Linked DNA regions of Homo sapiens: regions 1 and 2 are each linked to region 3. Evidence: chromatin loops called from intact Hi-C (ENCODE). Cell type or tissue: heart left ventricle. All regions are shown on one strand.

Region 1 (8,000 bases), 180 kb after region 3:
CTTGGGGTAGAACATAAAACCTAATGTCCAGTGTTTGAGTAATATTTCTTTTCATGATACAGAGAGTGGATGGAGGTAAGGAGAAAACAGAAGAAAGAAAACTAGGAGGAGAAAAACCAGCAAGATGTCAGAAATCTTCCTAACTGTGACTCTAAAACTTCATTAACATCTACTCCACTTAGAAATACTTTATGTGAGTGGATTGTATGATACTTAAAGAAGGGGTTGGAGTTTACAACCGGGCAGTTATGGAGAAGTACAGATATGGCACATAGAGAAACACTTATTTAAACCCAAGAGCCAGAGAAGGCCTTGAGAATGTAAGCTCCTCTAGAGTTTTCTAAAATCTTGGAGTTCCTAAATGACAGCACATGGGAAGTGGGTAAAATTTACCTTATATGTAAACACTATACATTATTTATGCTTCATCACTCATTTATGTAGGATTTCCTTATACATTTCTCTACTTCTTACTGACATCATTGATACACAAGGACTTTGGTTGGAAGAGATTCGAATCATATAATCATGTGCTTTTCATCATTAATATTTCTAGTGAAAGTAAACACTTGATTCCTCTTCACTGCCGTAGAAAAAGATAAGGCAAGACGTTCAGGCATTCTGCAAACTGCACCCTCACTTTCTATCCACACCCACTGCAGGATTCAATGACTCGATATAGAGTTCGCCCAGATAGGGTCAGATGATCTTTCAACTCCACCTTCCTTTCTGCATAATGCATTTTATCCTGGTAATATGCTTTTTTCCTACCACCTTTTGGTATTAAACCCAGTGTTAAGTTTTTCTTAAGGTGAGAATAATCACACAAAGTCCTTTATTTTGCTTTATAACACTACCTTAGCAGTTAAGTTTTGGAAACAGTAGTATGCATAAAACATATTAGATAGAGGGGTTCTAGGAACAAACCTAGACTATTAACAATAATTATTTTAGAATTACACTGTCATTGCAAACTACAGTTCCCAGTTATCTACTGTTGCATTAAAAAATCACCCCAAAACTCGATGACATAAAACACGTGGATGTGTCATCACATGGTTTTTCTTTCTTTCCATATGGTGAATATACAACCCTAGGACTGCCTCCTGTTCAAGAGGAAACCCACCCTTTGAAAGGCTTTCAAACTCCAACATAGAGGACAGGGGAAAATATATATGGAGTAGCCTGCTTAGCTTTCTTTGTTTCTTTAGCCACTGGGGCAAAGGGCTTTCTTTTCTGTGGGATCCTCATTCCAGGTCTCCTATTGCTGTCAGACCAAGAGTGCCCAGATTACTTTATGGACCTACATGGAAAAGGTCAACAAAAGAGACCACTGAGCTGCCTCTGGTCTAGGAATTATGGGCTAGTGGTTCAGAATAGGAAACCACATAGAAATTGGGACCAATTCCTTAACTGATAATAAAGTAGGTATTTTCCTGGAATGACTTCTGTGCTTCTGTGACTTAAACCTCTGAGGTTAACTGGTGTTCGGGGGAGCTGGTGATCAGCTGGAGGATTCTGAGTCCTAACCATACCCTGTCATGACTAAAGCCTTCATGGTCCTAGACTCCAGCAGAGCTAATCATTCCCTCTCTGTGCCCACACCTGTACCTCTATCCCTAGGATTTGTCTACCTACCTATCCTCCTAAGGTGGGAGATTTTAAAGGGTAACAAATACACACCATTCATCTTTGCATCCCCAGTGCCTAGCACTTATTTCCCACCAGCCAAGTGACCCATCTCTACATCTTATTGCTGTACAGATTCTTCTTAAACACATCACCTTCACGTGTTCAAAAACCTCCCCAGCCTGTCACTGTATCAAGTCTAAACTCCACTACCTAATTTCCAAGAAACTTCATAATATGTGGTAGGTAGAATTAATTATTTTAAGCATTTCTTTTAAGAACTGACCGCTGAAATTCACTGATTTCTCTCAGACAGAAAGAAGACTTAATTTAGGACAACTAAATGGTAAGTCTGGCTGCTCAGGGTAGTCTATTACTTAGTTTCAGGCCATCTTGTATGTTCCCATTACATAGCTCCTTCTAGCTCCCCTGATTGTAAGGTTGTCCAACAAAACAAATTGCATCACAGCATGAAACTATTCACTAATGAACTGATCACTTTTAAATATAATTTTTAAAGGATATATGCCAAATTCATTAAAATGATTACCTGACAAGAGAGGGAAGGGAATAAAATGGAAATGGTGATCAAAAGGGGCTCCACTTTATCTGTGATAGCCTTTTAAAAGAACAATCTATTCACGTGGTGATTGTTTTCAAAGGTGACTACAACAGTCTCTCCCAAGCGGCTCACCCTTTTGTCATGGGACATTACTGCTTCTCTCTCTTAAAGAGGTGGAGTCTATTTCCACCCCTTGAATCTGATCTTGGCCTGTGACCTACTTGGAACACAGAATGTAGAAGTGACAAGGGGAGAGTTCCAGAGATACCCTGCAGCCTTAAGACACCCTGCAGCTTTGCTTCTACTCTCTTAGAACCCTGAAGTACCATGTAAAAAAAGTTTGACTTCCCTACTAGAGAGATCAGATGGAGAGGCCCCAGAGGCTGAAAAATGGAAAAGAGAGAAATCCCAATATCCTAGTTGCCCCAGCTGAGGAGGCAGACACGTGAATGAGTCCATCTCAGATTCCTCAGCTCAAACTACAGATGAATGCATATGCCTAGCAGAAATAATCCATTCTAGTTGAGCCCTGACTAGCCAACCACAGAATCATGAGTAAATAAAACGTTATTTTAAGCCACTGAGTTTCATGCTGGTATGTTACACAGCAATAGATGACTGATATTACTTGTGTTATTCAAAATATATATTTTAAAAATAAATAAGCCCACACGCAAACCTTTCTTTCTATTTAACAACTAGCCTCTTTCCTTTTACCACCTCACACCCCATCTCTTTAATGTCTCTATTCATCTAGCTGATTATACAATATCCAACAATGCAATGCAAAATCAGCGCAAATCAATGCAAAATCAGGGTGAAGTGATTATAATGTGAAATCGCAAATTTTGCAAAATATGTAGGAAATCATGAAGTTGATGAAGGTAATGTTAGAGAAGCCCTTGAATCATGGGCAACTCCTCTGACAAATGAGAATCTGCAGCTGGAATAGTTAACATTAACATTTGAAGAAGAACAAATCTACATGGATGATGGCACAATAAGTGCTTCAAAAAGAAATGATTTGAATGTCAAAATTTAAGAGAGGCTCTTGGAAAATTGATGAAGCCCTCAAATATTTTTGAAATAGTGACACTCTATGATTTGCCCACAAAAGTCAAATGTAAAAGGACGTCGTGTCATGATATCATATAATTTTGTTAGAAAATTATGCTTCTTAAAATCAACACTTGATTCATCCTTTATTCTAATATTTAACACATTTTTGACCAACTAAATTTTATTAAATATAAGGTAAATTAATTTTAATAATGTTCTTACTTTTTTAAAAGATAACATCTCAACCAAACCTTCTTTTCACCTTTTTTGGTCTCTATTTTTAAAGCATTTGCTTTAAGTGGGTTTTGGTGGCACCAATTATCTGAAGAAATTGAAGGCCTCTGTAAATATCTTTAGTTCATCTTCCTAACTGGCAGCTATACTCATTGAGAGCAGGGTCTCCGTCATGCTTTGCCAATGTCTTCTGGATAGTGCTTCATGCATATAGCAGAAGGCAGAGATTCAACCAACGTGATAACCAATGGCCTGCTGATTGATTGGCTTACATGTAGGTGTTACTATTGACGAATGGCATTGTTCCATTATCAATCCCTGACCTGGTATGAGCTGGCATTTGTTCGTCTCAAAATTGTTCATAGAAGGCCTATTACAAACTTCCTGCTGAAAGCACTTTCAAAGGCTGGATACGTTTAAAATCAACTCAAGCATGTAAAGCCATTTTAGGAAAATAAGCCCCACATCCCAAGGTTCAGCTGAGGAGGGCCACATTTGAGAACAGGTGTGCCACTTCACTGAGCAGGAATTTTAAAATGTCAAACATTAGAACCACTTGAGAAACTCCAACTCAGCCTGCCAACAGACACTTCTGGGCACGTGTCAATAAATGCCTTGCAGAGATGGGCATTTGAGAAAGTCTCTCCTCACCAACTCAAAGTTAGTTAAAACAAATCATCACGGTAGGTTCTTAAAAAGACCACATTTTATTTTTCCTCAGTCTCACTTCTTGAAAAAAACAATCATTTTTTTAAATGTGGTCATTCAAAAAGTTTCCATATATTACATAACAGTCATAACAGCAGTATTACTTTTTTTAAATATCCCTGAAGTTCAATCTCTTTTAACTTATTTTGTATCTGCAACTGCAAGAGTAATAAGAACTGAGCTGTTTTCCTTATCATTATCAGAGTTAGTCCCATTCCTTTGCAAATGAGAAACTAATAATACAAACTTGGCTGCAGTACCCTTTAAACTCTATGCCTCCCAGTAGGACACCCGGTGTTCTGCAACCCATCAGTCAGTTCTAGGGCAAATGCAAACAATACTTTCCGTTACAATAACTTGTATCCAGGAAAAAGAAACAGGCACCCTGTTGCATCTGCAGCATAGCAGCCAGAGAAAAGTTTACCAGCTTTAGCCAATTGGAAGCTGTGGAGCTGGGCCAAGTTAGCATGTTTTTCTCCGCCTCTAGATGAAGTCATGATTGAAATATGACATTGAAAGGGAAGGGGAACAGGAAAGAAAAGCTAAACCTGCAACAAAGTGTCCTGTGCCCAGAACGCGGTTAGGAAGTGTGTGCATACGTCTGAACCCTAAATGGTTCTCAGTTCTGTAAACTTCTCCTCCCACTGGGTGGAGTAGGGCCTTTAAGAGCAGCTGGAATGCAGTTCCCCTGATCAGCGTAGCCAGTTGTTGCCTGTCTGAACCTCTGCCAGTCCTGGAGACTGGTGCCCTGAGCTCCAACCAGCGGGCCTCATCCTACACCCTCACCACCGCAACTTCTCACCCGAGCAAGAAGCAGCTCCCAGAGAGAAAGAACGTTCCCACCTGCCTAGCCATGGGAGAGGACGCTGCACAGGCCGAAAAGTTCCAGCACCCTGGGTCTGACATGCGGCAGGAAAAGCCCTCGAGCCCCAGCCCGATGCCTTCCTCCACACCAAGCCCCAGCCTGAACCTAGGGAACACAGAGGAGGCCATCCGGGACAACTCACAGGTGAACGCAGTCACGGTGCTCACGCTCCTGGACAAGCTGGTGAACATGCTAGACGCTGTGCAGGAGAACCAGCACAAGATGGAGCAGCGACAGATCAGTTTGGAGGGCTCCGTGAAGGGCATCCAGAATGACCTCACCAAGCTCTCCAAGTACCAGGCCTCCACCAGCAACACGGTGAGCAAGCTGCTGGAGAAGTCCCGCAAGGTCAGCGCCCACACGCGCGCGGTCAAAGAGCGCATGGATAGGCAGTGCGCACAGGTGAAGCGGCTGGAGAACAACCACGCCCAGCTCCTCCGACGCAACCATTTCAAAGTGCTCATCTTCCAGGTCAGTTCCCCCTATGCCTCCTTACAGGCGGGCTGGAACTCCTTATCATTCTTGATCTCGCTCATCCTGGCTCTCACAGCCATTTTTACATTTGTCCTGCCTGTCAGGGATCACACATACAAGGCACTGTCCCCTGTCTGCCTGCGGAAAGCAAATGTGAAATCTTCACACAGGGGTGGGAATTTCCCAGGTCACTACAGACTAATCCAAAGAAGATGTCCCCGGGCTTAGTAGGCCCCGGGTCATTTGTCAGGGAGCACCTGGATGCACTCTGTACAGGTTGGGAAGATGTGCAGGTGCGTGCACCCTAGTCAAATTCATTTGTCTCTTTGCATTAGGAGCTTAGGGCTCTGGCTGCAGCTGTTAGCTGGACAGGGCAAATTAATTCAGTGGCTGTTCATTAACTCTTAGTGGAAATGAAGTGATCATGTGAGGTATTTTGTGGTTTTTTTAACCAAAAAGTCAAACTATCCCTTTATACAAAGGCTATCAACGTTTTGGGGACCAATCAAATAGAGGATTGATTCCATTAGAGTTAGCCTTGTTCTTTTAAGACTTTTTTGGGGCAAAGCAATCTTGTGGAGTTCTTTTCTAGCAAATGCACTAGAAAAAGAGAGTACAAACACACTAGACGTGCCTCTCCTTGTTCAGAGAGACCACAACTGTTAAGTAAAATAAAAGGAGTGTTATCAGTTATAGTCACAAAGGCTAGTCTTAAATGTTTCTCCTTCAAACGGTTGCCTTAGAATAAAAAGGCCACTTAATTTTTTTTAATGCATCAATGATGCAATTAATGTAGCAAGAGGCTATCTGGGGACAGGGAGATTGCGTGGGGCTCTTGTTCCGCCAAGTGGTGGGCATTTGTGAATCCCAGGGCAGCCCTGCCTAATGCTGGAAGCCCTTCCGCCCAGTGGAATCCAGCCAGCACAGAGCCCAGGAAGCGATTGCCATCCTCGCTCCAGGGCTGTCTCGTTGTGACCATATGAATAGGAGAGGATTTCAAAGCCATGGAGGGGAGAGGCTATAACCAACAGTTTGATTGTGAAAGGCACACAGGGAAAGCCTTCATCTCCCAAGAGAGATTTAGAAATTGGGATTTAAACCGAGGGAGTCTTCTTTTTCAAAATGAATCTGCTCTGCCAAGTTAGAAGCCTTCCTACCCCCATAAAAGGAAAGACTCATCTCGCTGCTTTTTTGTCCTCCTCAAATTGCACTTGAATATTGTAAAGGTTTAGGGAGCCTATGTCCTCCTCTACCTTGCAGGCTTTTGCAGCTGAAAACTTTTCAGCTTTTAATGCAAATGCAGTAGCTTTTCATGCACCAGATGAATTGAAAAGAGATACTGTAACTGGGCCTTTCTTAAGCCATATGAGATCCTTACTTTATTAGCCTAAGAGATATTAGAAATCTCAGCTCTCAAGCCATTTCTAAATTAAATACTGATCTCCAAACAAAACCAAACATGTACAGACCTGTTTAAGTCTGAGACACCAAAGGAAATTTTCCTGCTTCCAGTATGAATCAGGCAAATTATCTCTTGTCCCATCCCTCAGTTAAGGAGGAGGAAAAAAGTATTTATCTTGTAGAGGAAAGTCACAATTCGTCAGGATTGGGTTTTGTTTTGTTTTGTCATGGATGTTCTGCAGATGTTGGGGGGAGGGATGGAGAGGATATGCTAGTAGAAATTCAGGAGAATTATAAATCTGACATTAAAAAAAAACTGCTTGGGAACTTAAAGGCATATGCTGTTGTGAGGGTCTGACATGGTCTCCTGTTTTGTCACATTGAATTGACAGGTGTGAAATTGCAGCCAGATATGGTAGAAATTCTCCATATAGTGAGTAAAAGCTGAAACAGGGGTGCTCAAGACCAAACTGGAAGCTAAGAATATCCACAGAAATGTGCTCGGACTCCATTCTGGGCCCTTTAGAAAACAATCCCCAAGGACACCTTTAAAGAGCATTTTAGGAGGCAGGAAACTAGAGGCAAGTGACTGGACCTTTCTTAAGCCGTGTAAGATCCTTTATTAGCCTAAAGGATATTAGAATTCTCAACTCTCAAGGCATCGCAAGATGATTGTTTTGTATAAAACTAATGCAAGCACAGTCCCTCAGTGGACTCTCTTGTTCCTTCTAAAAGTAGCAGTTTCCCCAGAGTAGTAATTATGCCAATGGATAAAATAATAATTTGTATTAGAGAGTGGTCCAGTATAGTAGTTCAGAAGATAAATTTTGGAGTCACACAAACAGTAGTTCAAATCCTAGTTCTACCACTTGCTAAATATGTGATATTGGACACAGTTTGTAGCTTCTCCAAACCTGTTTCCTCATCTATACACTGATGATATTAATAAGAGCAAAAAAAATCAAGCACTTAATAAACCCAGCATACATTGGTAAGCATCTTATCTCATTTATCCCGAATCTACAGATGAGGATGTTGAGATTCGAAAACGTTTATGGCTTGTCTGAA
Region 2 (8,000 bases), 130 kb before region 3:
AAAGATGAGTCATGTTGAACTAAAGGGACTATATTTTAATGAGCCAATCTGGTTACTGTAGCTCATCTATGCTCAGCAGCAGACTGCCTGGGGAACAGGAGACAATCTATTTGTCAAATGAAGAATTAGTCCCTGATGCTATCCTTCGGCCTTGATCCCCCCCTCAACACTCTCCTCTCTGTTCCTTCTTGTATAAAGTCTTGCCTTGGGGGTTTCCCTTAACTACAAATAACGGTAGCATAAAACAATCTGCATTGTGCCTGCGATTCCCCATTTAGCATTTGTTGACAAATAAGAGTCATCAAATATTTATTATTTATCTACAATGCTTTTAGCACTGTGGGGTTACAAAATAATCTTTATAGAATAATCTCTTGGCCTTGAGGAGGAGTTTCTAGTCCTTTGAGAGAGTGAAAACCTCCATACATGGAACTTCAGATCAGAAGGTATGGTCTGTAGTCATTCAGAAAAAAATGATCGCTCGACCCTATGTTAGGTAGTCAATAGGGAGAACCTTAGAAAGGAGTTGGGACATGAGTTAAACATTAAAGAATAGTTTAGGTGTTGAATAATTTGGCATTTTTATCATTTTCCGATTTGCTCTCTTTTTAAATTCATGTACTAAAGATTTCCTATTGACAAGCATACGATGCACAATTATTTTTATTCCTGATTTCAGTGGATCATTCTGTGAGTTGCTGTGGTTGTTTTTCTAGCTTTAGGAGAGGATTAATACCTTGAATCCTTACTTGTAAGTCTCACCAGCACTAGAGGTTTTAAAGTGTGGAGTAATAACATCTAATGTAAGGGAACTAGAGTGGAGACAAAAACATAGGGGAAATGCTAATTTTCAGTAGTCAGTGTAACCATGGGTAATTTTTACATGGGTTTGTGATATTCTGATGTAAATGCTTTAAAGTAGATTTTGAATATATTATTTTCTACTGAATATCGCATAGTGTTATTTTAAAATTTATTAGGAAATACCAACTCTGTGCCAAGTAATGAACATTACTGATGGCTAAAATGCTTGGCTAGCATCAGATCTGTCTAGCTTTATTAAAAATAATAAATCTAGATTTACAAAGTTCTTGACACACAATATATCAGAGATATAATCTCAAAAATGTATATCCAAATAAGTTCTGTCCTTTAAATTTGGTCCTCTATGAAATGATAATCATATCTGAACAGTAATACCATCATTCCATAGATTTTTTAAGTCTGTGTTTCAGTCTTTCTTAAAGTGCCAGTAGACGGCTGTACAGATAAATTTCTTACATTATTGTGAAATTCACATTTTTATGAAGATGGTATTGCCCCTGCTTGATCATCTGCTTCATAAATTCACATAACAAACATTTTGCATGGTACTCATACTGTGCCAGGGAGGCAAAAATAAATTTGGCGTGGATCCTGCCTCTAAGGATTGTACCACTGGTAGACTAAAACAGGTAAGAACTTGGCAAACGAACAAGGAAAAGGCCATTTGAGATAAAGGAAACGCACATGAAGACATGGAAGTGCGGAACAGCATGGCATTTTCAGGGAACAACAGATGGTTTGGCATGACTAGAATATGAAATGCAAGGAGAGAAAGGGTGCAGGTGATGCTTTAAAAAGTCATTTTAAGCTAGACAATGAAGATTTTTTAACACTTAAAATAATTTCCTATTATCAAAGATTTTATCTTTTTTACCATAGCCTGGAATAAAGTTATAGTGGGCTTTTCAGGTATACTTTTATTAAAATTTGAGGGAATAGGGACGGTAGAAACAAATAAATAAGCTTAGAAGTGCCATACGTGGTGTCAAAGTGATGTCTTGCTTTCACATTAAAAATAAATATATATTTACAAACTTCTTGACATATGATATATTGGAGACATCATTTCAGAAACGTATATCCAAATAAGTGTTACACTTCTTGTGAGCTATTTTGTTTTTTAGTCACAATAATTAAGAAAACCACAGAGTACAGAAACTAACTTTTATGTGTTTTTATTAAGCTTTAATACTTATATACATTAACTTATTTAAGATATATATAACAATCTAAGTAATACGCATTTCTCTTCCTATTTTACAGATGAGAAAACTAAGATTCAGAGTAAAAAAAGTGGCCTAAGATGTCCAGGTTACTAAGAGACAAAATCAATATTCAAACAGATATGTTTGGCAACAAAGTTAATAGTTTATACTGTGTTGCCACTTTACCTCAGTCAGACTTTATCTATACCATATTTGGGTTTGAACACCTTCTGTTCTAAAGAAATTTTAAAGTTTTCGTTAAACTGTCCCAAATGTCAGGTAGGAAAAGTTGACACTGATTTCCCTAAATCACAATATTCATATTAAATATTCTGGAGGTTGCCAGGGAAGAATTTCATAGCTATCTTATCTACACCATCCTATACAAACTGCATCTTGGTCCATTAATCCTCAAATTATGTTAAAGAAAAATTGGGACTATTATACAATCTCTAAGTGATAGTAGGCTCTCAAATGTGACTTTAAGAACATATGTTAACCTCTCTCGACCTTAATTCTTCATCTCTAAAAGGAACAGTTTAGACTAATAATCCCAGTGATCCTTCTGCGTGGTCTCAGGATTCTGTGCTCACTGCAAAATAAATAGCATTTCAGTCTGTAGATACGGTATATGCTGGCTTACAGGTGAGAGAGACACTTTAAGTGTGATTATTTTATAACCGCCAAATTCGGAATCGGATTTGAGAGCTGGGATTTTTGTGTTTATTTTTAAGAACTCTCATGGCCTACATATTTCTGGCATATGTAAAATTTGTTACTGGTGATATACCCTGTTTATAAACAGAAACTTGTTCTTTAAAGACAAGGTACCAATGTGCTTAATTTTTAAATCAATAGAAATAAACTAATCAAGAATACCCATCAACTGCATTGTGGAGTGGTTGTTGTATGAGGAGGCAGTAGGGTATAAGGATTAAGGACCCAGACTCTGGGTTTGAATACTGGAAATGCCACTTCTTCCTAACTGTGGAACTTTAGGCACATTAATGCTGTTCTCTGTGGCTTAGTTTTCTCATCTGTAAAAACAATTTCTGCCTCATAGAGTTGTTTTGAGGATTAAATGTATTCATGTATGTGTAGTACCTAGAACAGTATCCGGTACATATAAACATTCATGAAATGTTACCTGTTGTTAGCATTATGGATAAGAGATCACTTATTTGAATTAAAGAAGCTACAGAATTAATGGATAAAATAAAAATATTGAAGGTAAGCTGCAAGAGGGCAGAGGTTTTTGTCTGTTTTCCATATCTGTTTCCTGGGCACCAGCCTAAGTATCTGGCTTAGATTAAGTGCCCAACATATATTTGTTGAGTGAATAGTTCAAGATTCAATGACGTTGAAACCTCTATTATCTTGTTTTTTTTTTTCAAATGTTCCTCTGTATTTTAATGTTTCTTGTATTCAAGAGCATTAAGCCATATGCTATAAATTCTATAACATAATGAGTAGTAAGTAACAGCTTTGGTCTCTAGATTCCTGTTTCAGTTCCTCTGTGCTATTTTAAGCAGAAATACCATAAAATCTTAGATAATTTCTTATAAAAACAAGTGTTAGGCCTCATCTTTTTTCTTCTTTTTTTGACAAGTAAATAAAACCAGGCCTCTGCTTATTTAGACATTTCATGGGTCTTGGCAGTTCTCTTTGTTGTAGCAGTAGCTGTATTGATCCAGCTGTTGCAGTTGCTACTTGGGCAGCTGCTGGGCAGCATTGCCAACTGCCTCAGATGGTTTTTAAACTGATTTTAGAGAGAAAAACAATCCAGGAATTCCAGAAATACAGCTAAGCCTCCCCTCTCTCTTGTCCAATTAGCAGCTATGGCTTAGAACCATGGATTCCAAATACAGCAATCCTACTCTTTTGGATACAAACTAATGCCTATCTTGAAGAGTCTAAGTTGGATAAAAATCTCACCCTCAGTCTCAGTTTTAGTAATAATACTTTAGAATTACAGTTACTGTAAGCCAAGTGTTTATAAGGATTTTCATAATCTGTATCTTATTTTACTTAAAAACCCACGCTTTCTTCTCTTTACTCTTTCCCAGATAGACATAGTTCCTGAGTCACTGTTGATTAGCCAAAGTGACAAGGATAGCCACTTTAGTTAATGAAACTAAATTATTTCTCCCAAAACTAAATTATTTCTCCCAATAGGCTCTCGGTCAAAATCATGCTGATATATAAGGTGCTTTCCAGCTTTGTACTATCTTAAATATTTTATTGTTGTCTAAATGATTTTGTTCCAACCATAAGCTTGGAAAACAAGAAAATTGTATAGTACAACACCAAAACCTAATAATTGTCACCACAGGGTGCATTGGCCAATGGGAGGAAACTTTGCCTTTTTTATTTTTTTTAACAGAAAGAAATATCGATATCCAACTTAAAGTTCCCAGGAAGGGTATGAAAATTTCGCATAAAGATCTTATAAGTTTTATAGAAGGAGAGAAGCTGAAAACCCATTTAGACCTATTCTGCCCAAAATGCAGTGGTACAGAAACCTGTCAAAGTGGGGGAATGTACTTTCCAAAGACCAGGGATGAGAAGCAGGCAAGAAGCCCTCAAAAATCAGCTGCATGAAGATGGTGGTTGCAATATCACCAGCCTCATAAGAATATGTATATGTTTCAATTCCATTGTGGAGGTGGAATCTAAGCACAAACAGTCCCTTGGCGATCACCTGAACAGTCTCCAGAGAAAAGAGAGAAAAGAACGTACCTGCTATAAGCATTATGGAAGCTTTTATAATTTAGAAGGATTATTAAAAAGAGATGCTACTTTATGTGTTATCCCAAAATAAATGAAATAAGTGATAAAATTCATTAAGGTTGATACAAAGTTCTGTCTGTGGTCCTTATTGGAGACACAAGCACCAAAGTAGTTTCTAAATAGAAGCTCTCCACTGTTTTTGATTTGTGGAATTTGAGGAGTGAATGCCAGTCATGGCTAAGTCAGAAATTTAACTTAGCATGCTTACTGTACCAATGTAGAAAGTATACATGTTATCATTATGTCCATGCTTACTCAAACCACATCCTCAATCAGAGCGTCCTCTCTCTTATACAAAGCTCTATCACACACCAACCCTGAACTATTCACTAGAGAGAGTTGTACCCAGTGTTACATATTATTTAGTGTCTCTCCTCCCCACAAACATACACCACTTCTGGATGAGGAAGGTCATAAGTCCTGGTTCTAAATACTGAAGTGTAACATTGCCAAGTGTAACATTTCCCCTATAGTCTTGGACTCCTCTAATCATAGGAACCCAAGGGAACCACTGGAAGCACAAAGATAATCCTTCCCCATTTTCAAAAGCAGCCATGTCACTAATCAGAAACTGGTTAATGGAATTAGCATTGCATTTAACTTCCTCTGCCTTCAAATTTAATATACAAGCACTGTTTTGTATTCACCCTTCCCCCAACCATGTAAGAATTTAAGCTAGTTTTGATAGAATTTTCTCTCAAAATGAAAAAGCGATTTTATGTTTATTTAATGATTGAACCTGTGCCAGCCATTCTGGTGCGTTCCCAAGTAGGCATCAGCCATCTCATCCCTATTTGAGTAGCATCAGCACTTTCATCCCTATTCGAGTATAGAGTATTTTGAGCATTACAATGTACGTCAGCATCTGTGACAGATCAGCATCTTTCAAAACAGAAAACAATGTAGACAGCCTGTAATATGCTTTTCATACCACAGGTGTTGATTTCTGCCCCAGGAAATATAAGAATGGCACATCAACAGATATTACCCATCATGAGTTGTGTCTGAGTGTTGATTTTAAATAGTCTAATTAAAATGTCCCATGGTTGGCAAAATATTTGATGATCAGCTTGCACAATAGTTGTTGCTCTATCACAAACAGGGTAAAGTTGACCCTGGTACCTGATCATTGGCTGCCATCAGTGAATCTGCACAAAATGGAGATGCATCTACAAGTAAGAATTGGGGAATTGGCTACTCATCAATAAATTGGTAGGTATGAAATGGGTATATATGCTAGGAAAGAAGCACAGTGGGAAGTTAGATGCAAAGTCATCTGTGGAAATAATTATAAATCCATAATTTTTAAAAAAATACCAGTATTCAGGTATATCATGCTGTATAAAATGCAGTGAGATTATTTATAAGGGCTAATATTAAAAAGTATAGAAAAATATAATTTGGTTTAGATTCTTAATATCTATAACCTACTTCTTTTAAAAGGTCTAGTATATATTTTAAGCAAATAAACTAACTCTTAGATTTATTAAAAAGAGTAATAATTCTTAATTTAATAGTAAATATTAAATATTTAAAATATTTAAATATAGGCTCTGTACTGACCATTGAAGAATTTTCTTAAATTTAACATTTCCAATCAGTTTAAATTATACACCAAATTAACTAATATCTTCATGCATAAAAGTCTCAGTTTTAAGGTTGTAATGGAACCTGACTTGACCAGTTCATCCTTATGGTACATGCTGATAAATCCACTAAAGTAGGGTTTTGATTAAATATATTCTGAGAATGGTTGTCTTTGGTTATTATAATAGTTAGAAAACAGTTCTCAGCCTTCATCAACCTGTTAAAATTAGTGGCCTGTAGGTTATTCCAACATAGTTCTTTTGTATGTACTAGACAAATACAGTTGTTAGTTGAAATAATGCCAATATTATAAATGGATCAAATGACTCTGGGTTGATTAAATAATTGTCTTTTTTCTAATCTATAATCTGTGCTCACTTTTATTAAAATAGATTCATAGCAACTATCTGCTGTGTGCGGGTACCATACTAGCTACCTTCATAGACGTTATGTTTTACAGTCTTTAAAACGTGAATAAGAAGTTTTGCATCTGATAAATGTGACTGTGCCCCCTTGGGGCCACTCATTACTTTTACTGCAGCATCAAATCCTTTTTTTTCATGACCCTATTATATCATATAATGTCCTGGTCTCTTTCTTGCTTAACTACCTTCCATGAGGTCAGAAATGATTACAACAGCAATCATATTAGGTAATTTTAGTGCCTATGAAACAAGCTAAAGAGAAATCTCTGATTTGGTGAATTGAAAACCATATAGATATGGGGATGAAGAGTTCCTATGACTGATTTTCCTATCTGGATTCAAACCTTGCATTTAGTATAATATTTACAATACAAAAGACAAGCCTTCACTGTCACCCACAGTCACACCAGTGTTGTTCTCAGCTGGACAGTATGGATTACTTGAGTTATGCATGAGATAAAAATTGGCAGCCATCCTTGTGCTCTCAGCTCTTGGTTATGCATGAATGCATTATTCTTTTGTGGGTAACACATTCATCTCCGGATTACCACCTCATAATTGCTGTTATGGGACCTCAAGCCCTCTTCCTCCCTGAATACTTCCCCAACCACTCTAGAAGCCACTAAGGACATGACTCACAAGGTTCCTGAACAATTACCCTTAGCCAACATGGAACATCTGCCATTTTCCTCCCCTGCAGCCCAACTCTCTTTTGTCATATTGCTTAGTTAGCCAGGTGCATGCCCACTAGTAATGCAATCACAACCCACTTATGTTGCCACCTGTAGGCTCTCCCAAGATGAGACTATTTAAACATCTCATCACTAAAACTCCTCTGCAAAAATGTTGAGAATGTCTTCTTCCCATCATGTTAGACTCTCTCATGATAGTCCTTGCAGGGTGGGCCTTCTGAGTGTCAGAGAAAAGTTTGAGAACAATTTACTTCTCTGGTTCCTGTTTACACTTCTAGTCTGGGGGACTAAACTTGGAAATTTACCTCAAAATTCTAACCATCACGCTCTTGATAGTCACTGGTTAAAAAAACAAACAAATAAACAAACAAAAGCAAACTCGTCTTTCCCAATTTTCCCTTAGAGTTTCTTAATCAACATAGTTGCTCTTAGATTCAGGTTCAGACATCTCCAAATGAACATGTGAAAATGCAACT
Region 3 (8,000 bases):
CTGTTGACACCAGTGTAGTTCAGACCCATAGTACCTTTAACTTGACTATCTTAATAATCACCTCACTGATGCCTCAAAGGCCAGCCCACAGTGATCAGTTCACTCTTTGTAGACATCCATGGGCTTGTCAGTTCACAATTTCAGAATCTTCAGGAATTCCCTGAATCAAAATAACAATAAAAGAGGTTGGGCAACTCTGTGGCTTGTCAACAACATGCGGGCTCTGGGTCAGCTCACAGATTCCTTTGGCCTTCTCATCATTGAAACAGGAAGGCTACAGCAAGCAGAAGCAGCACAATAACCAAAGGCAGAAATGAGTAAGCCTCTGTATCAATGAAAGCTTACACTTTGCTATCACCACCAACCACAGCTGATTTCTTTTCATCACCATGGTTGTGTCACATATGTGTGCTTATAGCAATCATGGGAAAGGGAACACCAATCAACATGCTTTCCCTCAACTCATGACCTTCTAATATCTGAACAGATTCAAGGATTCTTTAGCAAGGAAGAAAGGGAGCAGAAATGGCTTTTGGATGGGCAGCAAATAATGTCTGCCAAATCCTCTACTGAATAAACTATTGACTATGATATGCAAGCCTTCTGAGAATAACCTTATTTTTCCTTCTTCAACATGGTTTAGTCAGTATGTGCTCTGGACTCTCTCATCTCCATGCCCTAGATCGGTTTGTCTCAATGTGTGGTCCAGCGACTAAGATATTATTTGCCTTTTTTATTCTCATTCTTACACAAATGCACAGTGGAGTTTTCCAGAGGCTACTTGATATGTGCTCTTCAACAGATTCAATGAAGAAGCAGGTATAGAATCCAGCTTTGTTGTATTAAGCCAAGGATTAAAGGGGTTTTCAAAAATGTACACAGTGCCATTCTTCTCACTGAATTTATTTTTAGAAAGCATATTCATTTTTTTAAAAATGTTATCTATCTCAACATGCAATGGGTATGTTATTGTTTCTAAATCCATCGATAAATACAAATTTTAAATGCCTCAATTGCATTTTCTAATATGATAAATATCAATATGTATAGAATGCATAAATAAAAGCTCTTTGGGGTCTTCCAATAATTTTTAAGATTATGATGGGGTTCTGTGAGAAAGTGGTTTGGGAAATGTTGTCCTGGCCTAGATTACGTAGCATCTTCTACCTGTGATGCCACTTCCTCCATCACGAAATGCTCATCCTAAAAGATTTAGGTCAGAGGACTCTTCCTCAGTCCTTGGGAGGAAGCTGTCATTCCACTGAATCTCAATGTATTCCTTTTCTATTGCTGCATTACAAATCATCCTACAATTTAGCAGCTTAAAACAACAATGTTTATACCTCAGAGTTTATGTGGGTTGGGAATCTGGGTGTGGCTTAGCTGTGCTTCTGACTTAGGGTTCCTCCTACAACTGCAATCAAGATGTCAGCCAGGGCTGCAGTTCTCTCAAGGCTCAGCAGGGGGAAGATCCACTTGCAAGCTCACTCATGCGTCTGCTGGCAATACTCAGGCTCTTGGTGGTTGTTGGCCAAGGTGTCTTGACAAAATGGCTGAAATTCCCTCCCTTCCCCCAACCCCTAAGAAAGAGATGGTAGGTAGAGAATGGACGTGGGGGGAGGGGGAGAAGAGGTGGATGCCAGAGTATTATTTTTATAATCTAGTCTTGGAAGCAACATAGCATCATTGTGGCCTGTTATTTGTGGGGCCCAATGCAAAAGAAATATGTGAAGTCCCTAGTTCAAAAAGCAGGAAGAAGTTCCCTTAAAGGGTTTTTTCTTTCTTCTGTTGGTGTCTTTTTCTTGACTTCCTATGGTGATTTTTACTTGCTTTGTCATTCTGAGTAGAGAAAGGTTAAAATTTTAAATAATTAGCATAATTTTACCATTCATTTTTATATTGTACTATGCCAGGTTTAGATGCAAATATAAGAGCATCTAATTTTTATATAGAATCACCAAAATTACACAATTTGTATCTCATAGCTTATACATTCATGTGTATTTCATTCTTACAAGAATAGTGGAAACTTACACAAAACGAATTTAACTGTTTTTATTGCACATCATGATGCTCACGCATTCTACCAACTCTGCCTACCTTTGCTTGCTGATAAGAAATGACTGAAAGGAAAAGAAAATACAGTCTGCCCTGTCTTTTTCCACCAGTGTCATAATTTTCAGTATAAATGGTTGGCTAATCCAGGGAAGTCAACTTCCACACATCCAGGGAAGTCACACACACACACACACACACACACACAAAACAGTATGATAGCGTTCCTTGGTCATTCGTATTTCTCAGGACATTATTGCCATCTTTCTCTGTGATAAACAAGCTCTGGTTTGAACAAAAGAGGCATCTTGTTGGGGCAATCTGCTTCCTCCTTACTTACTCATAGAAGTAATGCACTTGTATTAGTCTGTTTTCACACTGCTGATAAAGACATACCCAAGACTGGGCAATTTACAAAAGAAAGAGGTTTAATGGACTTACAGTCCCACATGGCTGGGGAAGCCTCACAATCATGGCAGAAGGCAAGGAGGAGCAAGTCACCTCTTACATGCATGGTAGCAGGCAAAAAGAGAGCTTGTGCAGGGAAACTTCCATTTTTAAAACCATCAGATCTCATGAGACTCATTCACTATCACAAGAACAGTGCAAGAAAGACCCCCCCCCCCCCCATAATTCAATCACTCCCACTAGGTTCCTCCCACAGGAGAATTACGGGAGTTAAATTCAAGATGAGATTTGGGTGGGGACACAGCCAAACCATAACAGCACTTACCTTGTACTTGCTTTGAGTCTCACGAGTTCCCATGACTCATGGGGTCACCAGAATCCTGCGCTCATGAGGCACTGAGAACCATCTATGTGAACAAGGTGGCAAGGGGAGGAGGCAGACACACATATTGAACACAGCTCATGGAGCTCATGCTCTGATCCATTGTCTCACTTGACTTCATTTACAAAATTCAAAGCTAAAATGATTAAGAATATCAAGTTGATGACAACAGAACATTAAACCAAGTTCAGGACTCTGTGTGCCCTGTGTGCACTGGCCACATGCCTGTAAAGCCAGCCCTGCCCATCACTTCTCCTGTTTTACAAGAATAGTTACTAGTTACAGCCCACACTCAAGGGTAGGGCATTACACAAGGGCATGAATACCAGGAGGCAAGACCCTTGAGGACCATTTTAGATGTTGCTGCCACATCCAACATCATCTTTCTGTTTTGACTTGTTCTTTTCTTTCGTATACTCTCTATATAGTTACTCATGTACATATTATTTTGTATACTGTTCTATGTGATAATCTCCTTAAGGATAGCGCTCCTCTCTGATATATATCCTGACATGCCTTTATCATATGTAATATACAACACAAAGCAAGGACTGAATACATGCTTTTGGAATGAATGAATAAGTGAATTAATGATGCAGTGGAACTTTGATTTAAATTCTGGTAATCAGTCTTCGTGAAAAATTACCATAATGAGAAGTTGACCTTAATATTTTCCTCAAATATTGCAAGATTAAGACTGTCGTTATTATTTCAGATCCTTATTTTTGCACAAGCCACATATACTGATTTCTCTTTATTCCCCCTTGTCATGAACTGTCCCCCCTCTAAACATGGATTTTTTCTGACCTCTTAAAAAATCTTATTTAAGTTATTGTTAGGGGTGAATTATTGTACTTGAAAAGAAAATTAATGATACAAGGGACAGCTGGAGAATATCTGGAGAAACTGTTCCATTGGCATTTATATTTTTATTTTGGACTGCATCAAAATGGCAGGGGAGCTACGCCCTTTTAATGGCTTGCACATGTGGTCAGGCATTGTGTGAGCAAATAATGCTTCCCAGTGCTTGTATTCAATTTTCAGAAAAAGAAAATAAAAATGAACAGAAGTCTTTGTAGATCTAAGCATTTTCTTCAGTTTTCTTCTTCGGTCTATCCCACAATGCATAAGCTTTCACTTCTAGATCTGTTTCAAGGGTCTTTTATAATGACAGAAGCTAAGTCTTTGTTTCCAAGTAGCAGAATACAGAATGCATCAGTGTGCCATTTAAGAAAAACTGTTTTGTCAGTCTTGTTTATGCACTCAAGATAATACAGTGTTTTAAAAAAAGGCTGGACTCAACCTCTGCCTGTTTATTCAATATAAACAGAAGCATCCCTTTTGACGTTGTAAGGACAGGATGTGTGCTAATTTCAACAAGTAAAAGCCACTGCACTTGGCCACATAAATCCTTGTCTGAAGCAACCTTGCTGCTTCACAATATTGTGAAAGGGCACATAAAGGATGATAACGATGATGCGCATCAAATATTAATGTGCATTGACACACAGTCGTCTATTACAGCAGGAAAGTACCCACAGTGAGCTGCTATAGGGTTATGCCTCCCTTCACCTTTGTCTTTACACTTGAGCTTTCCCTCCACTTCCCATGCCTAAGTAAAACAAAGCACTCTGTACCCTAAGGAGCAACTCCAGGAAGGTCTGGCAGCCAAGTGACTGGTGGCCTGTTTAGTTAAAATAAAACGCCTATTGGGCTAATGTGTGATCAAGAGAGGATTGACATTTATTGTTTCAGGTTTATGATACTGTGAACTGAGCAAAAGTGAAAGCCACTTGGGGGCTTAGGGTGGGGAGGGGCGCACAGGGGCAGGAGTTCACAAGCAATGAATTGTATTTTTTTTCTTTACCATTTTCTTCCCAGCATGTTAGCAATAAATGCATTGTCTTTTTATCATGTTTTATGTAAGAATGTATGAATAACCAAGCAACAAGTCAACTCCGCAGTTTAGAAATAAATGTGTTGGTTAAATAGTTCAGTCAGGGATGTATTTTTCTCTTTGTATTAAGCGGCAAAAGCAGCTGTGCTGTATCTGTGCCCTGCATTCAGACATTGTATCTCCCCCTTGTGGATCAGGCCCCCTCGAGCTAGCACCCATCCCATATCCTGCTTCATTTTAGAATAGTACCACACCTAAATAGGAAGGAAGCACCAGGAATCTGTTTATGCAATTCTAAATCTTCCAATTTAAAAAGACATATGCCGAAAAATCAACATATTGCTTCCAGACAGAGTTTTTTATTATTATGGCACATCTACAGATCTCTTCCCATAGAAAATGCAAGTACTGAATTTTATACCCCACGATAATATGCTGAAGCAGAAATTTTGCTTTTTGCTACACAGAAAACAATTTCTACACTTTATAAGTGATGCCTAAGTGAGAGTTGCACCAACTTCTTAGATTTGAACTGTGCTGTTTTCCATGTCTTCTTATGAAGCAAGTTTGGGTTTTTGGTTTTTAACAAGAACGCTATATCATTAAATTAAAAAAAAAAAAAACCCTTCTGTTAGCTGAATTTTTGCCTCAGATAAGACCTTACCCAGCATCAGCTTAACCAGTAACTTCACACTTGGTTGTAGGCTCATCCTTCATCATCCCCGATCAATAATTCAAAAGCTCAATAGAAATGCTTTAAATTGAAATTGAACACACCATTAACAGTCCTAGAAAAGTGGGCATCATTCAAACAAAACAACCATAGGCACTCTGTCCATCACCAACACAATGCTTGATATAGCTTGAAGTCTGGATTCCTCACTAACTACCATGCATTTCCCTCGGATCATTACTTAGTCCTGAGTGAGTAAACTTCTGATCACCTCCCTTCATCTTGGCATTAGTCTATTTCCTTTATAATAGGCAACAGTATACCTCATTCATTCCCTCTTTGTTCGGGCCTCTCTGCTTTTCGTTAATTTTCTCCTGGCCAACCAGCCAACTCTGGCTCCCTGTGGTTATAGGAAATTATCCATGCAATGAACTTAATTTAGAAAACTCTGCTGCATAAAGAGGTGGCAGAATTATTCTTCTCATAGTCCAGTCTATGTTGACTTTCATGCTACAGCATTTCAACAGTCATTGACATAGAAATAGATGCTTAATTTAAAATGTTTTTGCAAAAGTCATTGGACGATTGATAAATAAAGCCGAGGCTAGACTCCAAATAAAGTGCTTAAAAAAGTAAAATTCTGGCATTCATCTTCCTTATCCCTTAATGGGGAAAAACTCTCATGAAACACCAACCATATATGTACTCCGCGAGTATATATTTTAAAACGTGTCTCCATTATTAGAAAATGTGCCTGCTATGCACACTTAAAATAGGTGAATTCTAACTCAAATTTTAAAATTTTACTGTAGAATAATTGTTTTTAAATTCATTCAGGAACTACCAGTGTTCTCCACATGCCTGACACAGCTCTATTCTATACCATGCTAACATAAGGAAGCATTTCACTTACTTTGATAAATTGTAAAGCTTCTCTCTTTCTGCTTATGAAAGAACAAGAATCCATCATATTTTTAAAAGCAAAACAAAAAGAACAAAATACTGAAGGGCACTCCTGAATTTTTTACAATATACAATTTTATGCTATATATAAATTGAAATAATGTGTTGGCCTAATACAGCTTGTGTTGACTTAATGCAGCTTATAGTAGAATGAAGAGTGGGAAGTATCCATAAAATATAATTCTATTTTAGTATTTATGATAAATCAACTATGGAAAACCCTCATCTATGGGAAATACATTCAAAATTATCACATGAATAGAGAAATATGGGAATATTGTGCCTTAGCAATCATAAAGATATGCATAGGAGATTTGTGACTGTCACAAGGAATATCTGTGAATTTGTCACACATTCATCCCCAAACTGTCCCCTTGGCAGTGTTCTTTCACAGAATTCCAGAAGAAACACTCTATTTAGTGTTAATCTTTCTTTAGCATGCCTTTTAATCACTTTGAAGCTTGTGATTATCTTTACTCAATGAAAGTTGCTAAACCTTCATCCAATGAGTATAGTCTGCCCCCAAGTCAGGTGATCTAAGGATAATAGACATATCACTAAAAAGGAGCTATAGAGGTGATGAGAGGAAAGCTCTCCCAGTTTAATTCTGTGTCTGACTAGCAGACCTAATGAAATTTTCCCAACTAATAAATAGAAACATAGATAGAAGATAAACAAACAGACAGACAGAGATATGAAAAAGTCAAATTAGCATAAGTGCAAAGCCAATAAAACTGGACTTAAAAATTTAATCAACACCCTCCATTTCTTTGTCTGCAGAAACAAAGAGTGCCCACCCCTACCTCCAGCCTATTTTGAAGAACATAAGGACAAACCAATCAAAAACTGTGCAGCCTTTCCTTTATAGATTGATGTTGCTTTTGGAGAAAAAAATAATACTGTCATCACCTTTCTGTTTCCCATGAGTTGTCACCTCTCTCTCAAAACTCAGGCAGAAATTACAGTTCCTAGCGTATAATTAGGCATGACATAGAAATAGGAAGTACCTGGTGTTGATGTAGTTCCCACAAGAAAAAAATGCTACAGGCAGAAGAGGTAGAGAATATAGGCAGAGTCATGGATGTTGAAAATATCCATGATTATAGATTTGTGTGTACTCAATCTATTCATGTCTTAGAGGGCAAAGGTCAGCCATTTTAGATAAAAGCCTAGGCACTCGGCTTTGAACTAAGAACTTTGTCCATCAACCTGCCAACATAGACAAATAAGGGAATATGGCCAGTGTGCAAGAAAACAGAAAATAGCATAAATCACAATCCGTACAACTTGCATATTGGCAAACTAGGTTTAGGTAAATCAGGACTTATTCAAAGATGAATAAGCAAGTAAAAAAAAAGATAAAAAAATCTTCAATGTCTTTTCTATCTTCCATACTTCATAACAAAAGGAAATCAAACATAATACTTAGTGTGACTGATTGGGAGATACTTACTTCATAAGCTTATTGTAATAAGATAAAGAATGTAATTTATCTAGAAAGCACTTAGCACAGCTCCTGGCAAGTAGTAAACATCCAATAAAGAGTAAGTATTATTATTATTGATAAACAATTGAAACTAAAGAGATGACTCAAAAACTGCTTTCCTGAGTCCAAGTAAATC

What was found. A loop is a pair of places that touch in the nucleus more often than their neighbours do. Peaks named below come from ENCODE experiments on the same cell type or tissue, not always from the same donor. Only the 100,000 strongest peaks of a DNase experiment are listed, where the experiment ranks them.
Region 1: a loop joins it to region 3, with 7 times the contacts of the local background. A loop is called at or near these places in 7 of 110 quality-filtered maps.
Region 2: a loop joins it to region 3, with 2.3 times the contacts of the local background. A loop is called at or near these places in 6 of 110 quality-filtered maps.

Annotation. Positions count from the first base shown.
Region 1 is chr2:191,843,971-191,851,970 of GRCh38, reverse strand. CAVIN2 (caveolae associated protein 2) reads left to right here and starts at 4,883. Exons shown (of 2, transcript NM_004657.6): 1 at 4,883-5,528. The coding sequence starts at 5,046. CAVIN2-AS1 (CAVIN2 and TMEFF2 antisense RNA 1) reads right to left here and starts at 5,483. Exons shown (of 4, transcript NR_187184.1): 1 at 5,200-5,483. RefSeq lists an enhancer at 4,670-5,178. In heart left ventricle, CTCF peaks have their summits at 4,818 and 6,369; DNase peaks (open chromatin) are centred at 4,640, 5,080, 5,410 and 6,380; H3K4me3 peaks cover 4,310 bases; H3K27ac peaks cover 5,011 bases.
Region 2 is chr2:192,151,436-192,159,435 of GRCh38, reverse strand. The region is part of intron 4 of TMEFF2 (transmembrane protein with EGF like and two follistatin like domains 2); the gene reads left to right. Among named protein-coding and RNA genes, the nearest start is that of TMEFF2, 39 kb to the left of the region's middle. In heart left ventricle, no CTCF peak of the experiment used is centred here; no DNase peak of the experiment used is centred here.
Region 3 is chr2:192,022,742-192,030,741 of GRCh38, reverse strand. The region is part of intron 5 of TMEFF2 (transmembrane protein with EGF like and two follistatin like domains 2); the gene reads left to right. All of the region lies in intron 1 of CAVIN2-AS1 (CAVIN2 and TMEFF2 antisense RNA 1), which reads right to left. Among named protein-coding and RNA genes, the nearest start is that of TMEFF2, 170 kb to the left of the region's middle. RefSeq lists an enhancer at 1,367-1,536. In heart left ventricle, a CTCF peak has its summit at 4,922 (motif pointing left); no DNase peak of the experiment used is centred here; H3K4me3 peaks cover 443 bases; H3K27ac peaks cover 1,671 bases.